Linked DNA regions of Homo sapiens: region 1 is linked to region 2. Evidence: chromatin contacts called from ENCODE Hi-C data. All regions are on one chromosome and are shown on one strand. The core of a region is the stretch at or near the end of the contact, and the rest is flanking DNA. Distances in the headings are between cores, read along the strand shown.

The links. A loop is a pair of places that touch in the nucleus more often than their neighbours do. Pooled maps may share reads with other maps.
Region 1: a loop to region 2 is called in a map of GM12878, with 2.1 times the contacts of the local background. The contact joins two enhancer-like sites. A Hi-C loop is called at or near these places in 1 of 168 maps with a recorded cell type or tissue (GM12878), 5 of 37 single-sample maps with no recorded cell type and 4 of 50 pooled maps.

What each region holds. Positions count from the first base shown.
Region 1 is chr1:236,158,653-236,162,998 of GRCh38, forward strand. The region is part of intron 1 of GPR137B (G protein-coupled receptor 137B); the gene reads left to right. Among named protein-coding and RNA genes, the nearest start is that of GPR137B, 18 kb to the left of the region's middle. RefSeq lists enhancers at 934-983, 1,084-1,533, 1,624-1,673. Within about 2 kb of position 1,564, at least 5 of the 41 ENCODE cell types and tissues checked have a DNase peak (open chromatin) inside an H3K27ac peak, as active enhancers do; they include GM12878, where a contact is called at or near this core.
Region 2 is chr1:235,877,007-235,881,696 of GRCh38, forward strand. It overlaps a transcript of LYST not described here. Among named protein-coding and RNA genes, the nearest start is that of LYST, 12 kb to the left of the region's middle. RefSeq lists an enhancer at 3,122-3,401. Within about 2 kb of position 3,130, at least 4 of the 41 ENCODE cell types and tissues checked have a DNase peak (open chromatin) inside an H3K27ac peak, as active enhancers do; they include GM12878, where a contact is called at or near this core.

The DNA of each region.
Region 1 (4,346 bases), core at 314-2,813, 280 kb after region 2:
TGGTGCACTAAGAGTTTCAGTCCCCCTCAGTTACTGCGAGGGTCTCCTCAGGAGTCTCAGCCCACAGGCAGCTAGGATCAGGATGCACCCCCTTTTAAGGATAGGGGGATTATGAAGTGTCCAGAGAGTGGTGGCACAGAAGTGGAGACACTAGGGTGTCCAGATGTGGGTCCTGGCTTAGGGGAGAGGATTTATAAAGTAAAATGGCTGCAGAGATTCTGAATCAAGCGCAGGTTGGAAGCATAGTGCTTTGTTGGTACATCAGAGACACTGCCTCCAGGGACATCAGAGGTGACTTCTGTTGAGTTCTGCTGACTGCACAGGAGACACTGTCATACCCACAAAGAATAGCAGGGGACATTTCTGCCAGAAACACCACTAAGACATTAGTAAAAATGATTGTAACCCAGCTACTCAGGAGGCCGAGATGGGAGGATCACTTGAGTCTAGGAGTTCAAGACCAGCCTGGGCAATGTAGGGAGACATCATCTCTAAAAAATAAGACAAATTAGCCAGGCATTTGGGCTGCACCTGTACATAGTCTCAGCTACTCAGGAAGTTAAGGCAGGAGGATTCCTGGAGCCCAGGAAGATGGAGGCTGCAATGAGCTATGATGGCACCACTGCACTCCAGCCTGGGTGACAGCAAGACCCCGCCTCTTAAAAACAAACAAACAAACAGAAAGATTGTAAGACAGCAAATGTCAACTTGAGTTAGTAGTTGAAAAAATAGGCTTGGCGGGGTGGCTCATGCCTGTAATCCCAGCACTTTGGGAGGCCGAGGCAGGCGGATCACGAGATCAGGAGTTCAAGACCAGCCTGATCAACATTGTGAAACCCCGTCTCTTTTTGTATTTGTAGAAATACAAAAATGAGCCAGGCATGGTGGCGGGTGCTTGTAATCCCAGCTACTCGGGAGGCTGAGGCAGGAGAATCACTTGAACCTGGGAGGCAGAGGTTGCAGGAAAAAAAAAAAGAAAAGAAAAAAAATAGGCAAGCGGGAGTTCAAAGGGTGGGAACAAATCAGTGACGCGTGAACAGACTGATTTATGAGGGCAGGGGGCAGAGTCCAGCAGCTGCTCAAAGGCCTTTATGCTTCTGTCGAAACAAGTACGTCACATGCAGAGCTCTAGGCCTTCCTGTGTCATCCGAAAGGATGGGGTGAAGGCCTGGGTTACCAAGGGGGCACAAGTCGCCCACAGGTCCGGGATGAGGAGGCCTTGGCCCACTGTGGGAGCGGGTGGTGCGGAAAGCCCATGAGGGCTCTCGAACATTCCCCAGCGCCTGACAGCGGCCAGCTGGGGACATCTCCCAGCCGTGGCTCAGCCTTCAACAAGTCAAAAAGCCAGCATCACCCACAGCGTCATCCCCAGATCTATTCTAGGTTCTGAGGTTCTAGGTGGGACTTTCAAAAGCAGAAGAAACGATGCTAAAACCGAAAGGAATTTGCCATTAGGGAGAAATGCTTTATTTTCACCAGATGACAAACTTCAGGGTTTCTGATCAAAGTTGCTGCAATTTCTTCTTTCTCCTTCAGGCCTGATTCTGCTCCCCTCCCCTGTCCTCCCATCCTTCTTGCCACAACGGGGGAAGCCCTGAAAAACCCCGGTGTTTTCATAGGCTGTGTGGAGCCCAAGGAAGGGGAGGGAAAGGAAGTGGGGCTCATTTACCACCATTCAGTTCCTGATCGGGTTCCCCAAGAAGCAGCTGGGACTCTCCAACCCAACCTCACTTCCCCGGGGTCCCTGTCATTAGGCAGATGGCACTCCCATGGCTGTCCCTGCCATGTTCCCTCAGACCCCTCCTTGCTGCCTCAGTTTCTCAGCCCTCCACCCTTCCCTGCCTCCTGCCTCTCCCTGTCTGCCCTTCTCGGGACCCAGGCTCCTTCTGTCTGTCCACAAGCATGCTCAGGTCTCCCCATCTTAAAAACAAGGTCTGGACCCCCTGAATAACCTCTTTCTTGCATTTCACAAACATGCGCTTTTGGAAAGCAGTTTATGCTCTTGAATTGACTCACTGCTCCCACTTCCTCCTGCTGCCATCCAGGGTCTGCCTGTTCCCCCTCCAGCCTCCCCGTCAGTCGAGCCTGCCCTTGGCCAGGCCCTGTGGCAGCTTAAGGTGAAGTGGTCCAGCCTGTCAGCCGCACTGGACACCCTGACTGTCTCCTGCCCGGGGCCTCTCTCCCCTGCAGTCTTTGAGGCCTTGACCACTGAGGGGACTGCTCTTTGACCTCCTCCCTACTCTTAGTTTTTTTTTTGTCTTTTTGTTTTTTTTTAAATAACAGCTTTATTGAGGTATAATTCACATTTTCTGTGCTGTCCCCATCTCGAAGTGTACCACATTCAGAGTTGCGCAGTGACCCCACAGTCCACTGTAGACCTTTTCCATCCCAGAAGGAACCCCGTGCCTCTTAGTGGTCACCCTCCAATTCCCCGCCACGCCCTCCAGGCCCAGGCATCATGAATCTGTGTTGGGCCTCTGATTTGCCTTCATTTTCACCTTCTCTGTCAACCCATGGTCTGCAGCCTTTGCTCTGCTCTGTATCCCAGGGACCTCTCTCACAGCACAGGTCTGCATTTCAGCTGTGCCAATGCTCCCCCGAAGCTCTCCGCACCCTTACCCTGGACAGCGGCCTCTTCCTGGCTGGTCCACACCCCAGCCCGACCTTCTGCTGCCCTCCCCAGCTCCGGGCTCCTGCAGCACCTTCTCTCCTCACCCCCTCCCTCACTGCTCCTAAGTCCACATGCAGGTTCACACCTCCTCATGCTTCCCACGCCTCCATGCACTTTTCACACCTCCACACATCACATCTCCTCACACCTCCACACACACTTCACACCTCCTCACGCCTCCCACTCACACCTTCTCACGCCTCCCACATCTCCACACGCTTTTCACACCTCCTGTTATGGTTTGGCTGCATCCCCATGCAAATCTCAACTTGAATTGTATCTCCCAGAATTTCCAAGTGTTGTGGGAGGGACCCACAGGGAGGTAATTGAATCATGGGGGCTGGTCTTTCCCATGCTATTCTTGTGATGGTGAATAAGTCTCACAAGATCTGATGGGTTTATCAGGGGTTTCTGCTTTTGCTTCCTCCTCATTTTTTTTCTCTTGCCGCCGCCATGTAAGAAATGCCTTTTGCCTCCTGCCATGACTCTGAGGCCTCCCCAGCCATGTGGAATTGTTAAGTCCAATTAAACCTCTTTTTCTTCCTAGTCTCGGGTATGTCTTTATCAGCAGTGTGAAAATGGACTAATACAGTAAATTAGTACCAGGAGTGGGGTGTTGCTGAAAAGATACCCAAAAATGTGAAGCAACTTTGGAACTGGGTAACAGACAGAGATTACAACAGTTGGAGGGCTCAGAAGAAGACAGGAAAATGTGGGAAAGTTTGGAACTTTCTAGAGACTTATTGAATGGCTTTGCCCAAAATGCTGATAGTGATATGGTCAATAAAATCCAGGCTGAGGTGGTCTCAGATAGAGATGAGGAACTTTTTGGGAACTGGAGCAAAGGTGACTCTGGTTATGTTTTAGCAAAGAGATTGGTGGCATTTTACCCTTGCCCTAGAGATTTGTGGAACACTGAACTTCAGAGAGATGATTTAGGGTATCTGGCAGAAGAAATTTCTGAGCAGCAAAGCATTTAGAGGTGACTTCAGTACTCTTAAAGGCATTCAGTTTTAAAAGGGAAACAGAACATAAAAATTCAGAAAATTTGCAGCCTGACTATACAATAGAAAGGAAAAACCCATTTTCTGGGAAGAAATTCAAGCACGCTACAGAAATGTGTATAAGTAGCAAAGAGCCTAACGTTAATCCCCAAGTCCATGGGGAAAATGTCCCCAGGCCATGTCAGAGACCTTCATGGCAGCCCTTCCCATCATAAGCCTTAAGTCCCTTTTGTGGGCTGGGCCCAGGGTCCCCATGCTGTGTGCAGCCTAGGGACTTCGTGCCCTGTGTCCCAGCTGCTCCAGCCATGGCTGAAAGGGGCCAACGTAGAGCTCGGGCTGTGGCTTCAGAGGGTGGAAGCCCCAAGCCTTGGCAGCTTCCATGTGTTATTGAGCCTGCAGGTGCACAGAAGTCAAGGTCTGAGGTTTGGGAACCTCCGCCTAGATTCCAGAAGATGTATGGAAATGCCTGGATGCCCAGGCAAAAGTTTGCTGTGGGGGTGGGGCCCTCATGGAGAAGCTCTGCTAGGGCAGTGCAGAAGGGAAATGTGGGGTCGGAGCCCCCACACAGAGTCCCTACTGGGGCACTGTCTAGCGGAGCTGTGAGAAGAGGGCCACTGTCCTCCAGACCTCAGAATGGTATATCCACCGACAGCTTGCACTGCGCTCCTGGA
Region 2 (4,690 bases), core at 1,880-4,379:
GCAGAGGGTCTGGCATCCAGATTTGCTCCTTACCTGTTTTCTAGATATTTCTATGTCCAGTCCTGGACAAAAGCATCTGAGATTTAAAACAGAAAGGCTTGTTTTCCCTAAAATGTCTGTGGGATCCCTGGTTGAAGTCAGCACTGACATGCTATCCATATAACCGAGTGGTTGTACCAGAGAAAAGAGAATGGCTGGCCCTGTCCCGCTATCAAGAGGGGCCAGCACCACACACCAGCCATGACAGAGAGGGGTCACTCACTCTACCAGGTGTTTGCTGGAGCCTCTGATGGAAGAAAAATCCTTCTCCCTGCCCAGATTGTGCTGACATCAGAGGAGGAAATATAGGAATCATGGGAACACAGAATTCATTTTGTAAACAGTTCACTTATGGTCAACTTTGTTGTTGTTGTTTTTGGAGACGGGGTTTTGCTCTTGTCGCCCAGGCTGGAGTGCAATGACACGATCTCCCTCACTGCAACCTCTGCCTCCCGGGTTCAAGCAATTCTCCTGCCTCTGCCTCCCGAGTAGCTGGGATTACAGGCATGCACCACCACATCCGGCTAATTTTGTATTTTTAGTAGACATGAGGTTTCTCCATGTTGGTCAGGCTGGTCTCGAACTCCCAACCTCAGGTGATCCACCCGCCTTGGCCTCCCAAAGTGCTAGGATTACAAGCGTGAGCCACCGCGCCTGGCCGGTCAACTTTCTTTTTTAAACGTTTCTATTCCGTGAGTACAGTTCTGAGACAATTGCATCGCTTAGCAGTGTAGATGTAGCCCAGGTGGGTCATCTTATGGGAAATAAAATGTATGATCTATTCGGAAGTATCTGACAATATCTGCCACCAAAAAAAAAAAAAAAAAAAATCTAAAACACACATTGATATTGGAGCAAATGCAGACATTAGGTTGGCAAACCAATCACTGAAATATAATATCAAGAAGACAGGGCAACAGGGTGTTACTAGATTCTAGAAATCTAACTGAGGAAGACAGTTGACTCAGATAAGATGTATCAAAGCACCTTTGAATTGGAAAGGGCCTCAAATATGCAATGCATTTAAACATGTCTGGGCCCACTTAATAATGTAATCTTCTGGATCTTTATAGTTTTAAAAATCATCCTGTCACTTCACACGTGTTGGCAAGGTAGGGTAGCTTAATCAGCAGAGCCCCAAGGCAACATCCCTGGAGCAGGTGAGCTCGGCCTTCAGCTGGAGGGGGACTCCAGGCCAGGAGGCAGTCTTGGCAAGTTGCATTCCCACCCTGAGTGATGAGGGAGTGGCTTGTGGCAGAGCAACTCTGGCTCTGCGGGTGGACTCTGTGACCAGTGTGCAAGCTGCCATTGAACTCAGCTTCTCCTGAATTCTATGTGATTTCAAGAAGATACTCTCCCTTCTATCCCACTCTCCCTGATTCCACCCCCTTGGACACATGTTCCCTAATAGTCAGATACTAGCAACCTGAAGTAAAAATAATGACGGCCGCCCTGCTTCCGCCATTGTGGTTCCTACTGCCCAAGTTCCTCCTCCAGACCTAAAAGCACCAGCCAAGATTTTGAGGTCACCAAATCACAGTAATAGCTGACCAGGAAATGTATTGTAAAGCACCATCACAGGACCTCTCACCCAGCAGGATAACCTCTCCTGACTTGTTTCCTGCCAAACCCATAGCACCATTTTTGGAACTCAGCTGCTGACTGATAATTAGGTCTAATAGGAGAGCAAGGGTTTCCTGATGGGATACAGACAACACCATATTTACTGGCAGCTGTGCCTTTGCTAATTGTTGGAAACCTGGCTTTTAACCCATGCTTGCCACCCACCATGCTGGGCTCAGGCAATCTAATGAACACAGTTCTTTGCACATTAGTATTTAAATTTTTTTTTTACAGATTTAGGGGTGCAAGTGCAATTGTATTACATGGATATATTGAGTAGTGGTGAGGTCTGGGCTGTTAGAGTACCCATCACCTGAATAGTGAACATTGTACCCAACAGGTAACACATTTTTTAAGAGACAGGATCTTGTTCTATAGCCCTGTCTGGAGTTCTGTGTGCAATCATAGCTCACTGTAACCTCAAACCCCTGGGCTCAAGCAATCCTCCCACCTCAGCCTCCCAAAGCACTGGGATTACAGGTGTGAACCACCACTACCAGCCATTCTTCACACATTGAAGACAACTATGAGGTGAGTATCCTACCCACTTGTGGCTGACTGTTAATACACAGAAATAATATTAGAGCATTTGTCACTGGGGAGAATACATTTGCAGGTATGGGTGTGAATTCTGACCAGTTGAAGGCAGGCATATAATAGATGTCTGAAAGCAAGACAAATCTTTGGCCACTGGGGACTGGTTTTGCAAAAGCAGGGAGCATATGGCGGGAATGGTCGCCTGCTAACAATATTCACCTCAAGAACTGCTGAGTGGCACCCCAGGTGCTACCTGTGTTAACTGGCTGTCTAACCAGACACCTGACAACATGTGTGGAGGACACTGTTTGAAGGGAAAGAGAACAGGGAAAAATATTTTACTCCAGATACATAGTCTGTTCCTTTAACACCATTCATTATACTCATCTTTTCCCCTCTAATTAGAAATGCCACTTTTATTACATACTAACTCCCTTTCAGCTTTTCAGGCTGTTTCTGAGCATTCTAAAACAGAGAAATATGGAACTATAAACTGAAAGCTCTGAGAATGGATCTAACTTCCTTTCTTTCTTTCTTTTTTTTTTTTTTGAGACGGAGTCTCGCTCTGTCGCCCAGGCTGGAGTGCAGTGGCACAATTTTGGCTCACTGCAACCTCTGCCTCCCGGTTTCAAGTCATTCTCCTGCCTTAGCCTCCCAAGTAGCTGGGATTATGGGCATGCGCCACCACGCCCAGCTAATTTCTGTATTTTTAGTAGAGACGGGGTTTCACCATGTTAGCCAGGGTGATCTCGAACTCCTGACCTCAGGTGATCTGCCCACCTCAGCCTCCCAAAGTGCTGGGATTACAGGTGTGAGCCACCATGCCCAGACTGAGAATGGATCTAAGTTTCTCAGAAGAGTGAACTCTTGTCTCGTTTTTTCTTAGAGTTATCAGCAACTACATGCATAGCACTGTACCTTTTATGTCTTGTATTTACAAGTCATTGGTTAGGTCATCTGAATTCTATAATTGTCTCAAACATGTTTCTTTTTGTATTGACCACTTCCTCAATTTCAGAGAAGAAGGAAGACTATATCTCACTCAATATTAGTTTAGCAATATATGTGAAAAAAACTCAGCAGGCTTGCCTTATACTGCCTTCCCTTGTGGAGAATCAATAGCATAGACATTCTGAAAACATGCATGGTAAGAATGGAGGTTGTAAGATGTACAAGTAAGTTGATTGGTCAGTTATTCTAAGTCAAGGATCCTGTGTTGATTTATTACTCGGTAAAAGTGTCATCATTTGACACCGTCATAACAGTGACTAAACACATCTTTGCCACACCTAATATGTACAGCAAACCAGAAAGAACCATGGGAAGTGGGTTAGGGTATTTATTCTAATGCTATAACTGATACTGCCTAGATGGAATGTATACATACCATGTAGGACTTACTGTCTGTTTTTACCAAGAGTATTTTTTCTATTCTTGGTTCAGGGCTTTCCTTCTCTGTGCCTATTCCTTATTTATGGAAAACTGTCTCCTCAATTGTGATGTTTTAAAATCCCACCAGAACCTATCTTGTCACCCTTAAATGTCCCTAGGATTCTACTTCATCTTCAAAGATTTTTCTTACGCAAATGGGAAGAACAAGTATTGCTGCATTTTTTCCTTTAAAGAATTCCATTTAGCGGCCGGGCACGGTGGCTCACACCTGTAATCCCAGCACTTTGGGAGGCTGAGGTGGGTGGATCGCCAGAGGTCCGGAGTTCAAGACCAGCCTAACCAACATGGTGAAACCCCATCTCTACAAAAAATAAAAAAATTAGCCGGGCGTGGTGGAGGGTGCATGTAATCCCAGCTACTCAGGAGGCTGAAGCAGGAGAATCAGCCTAGGAAATTAAGTGACTTGCTGTACGTGATATACAGGGCAGGGCTGGAACTGGGGTTCCTAACTCCAAATTTCTAAGCAGGTCATAACGAAGTGGTAACTACAAAACTTACCAACTGGTTATCTTAAAAGAATTTTCTCCTTAGAAGTATTTTGCCAGAGTTTAATTTTAGACTGCAAGTGTTATTCACACTGTCACGTTTCAACAGGTTTGCAAGTTCTTCTGTGTGGAAAACATACTTTTACCACAGGGAAGAGTCAGATGTTCTTTGCAGAGTCTTTGCTGTGCTTTAATTACCTAAAATTACTCCTTGGAAGTTTGTATATAGCTACATTACCACATTGAAGATGCATATTTAACATGCACAATCGGCTTTGAGGAAAAATAATAGGGGTGTGAATTACCATACCATCCAACAATTCCACTTCCGGTACATATCAAAGAGCGAAAGCAGGATCTCAAAGAGATATTGGTACACCCATGTTCATAGCAGCATTATTCATAAAAGCCAAAGGGGAAGCAATGCAAGTGTCCATTGATAGATGAATAAAGAAAATGTGATATATTATATATATCACTGTGTGTGTGTATATATATTTACATACACGTACATACATATATATATGCAATGGAATATTATTCAACCTTAAAAA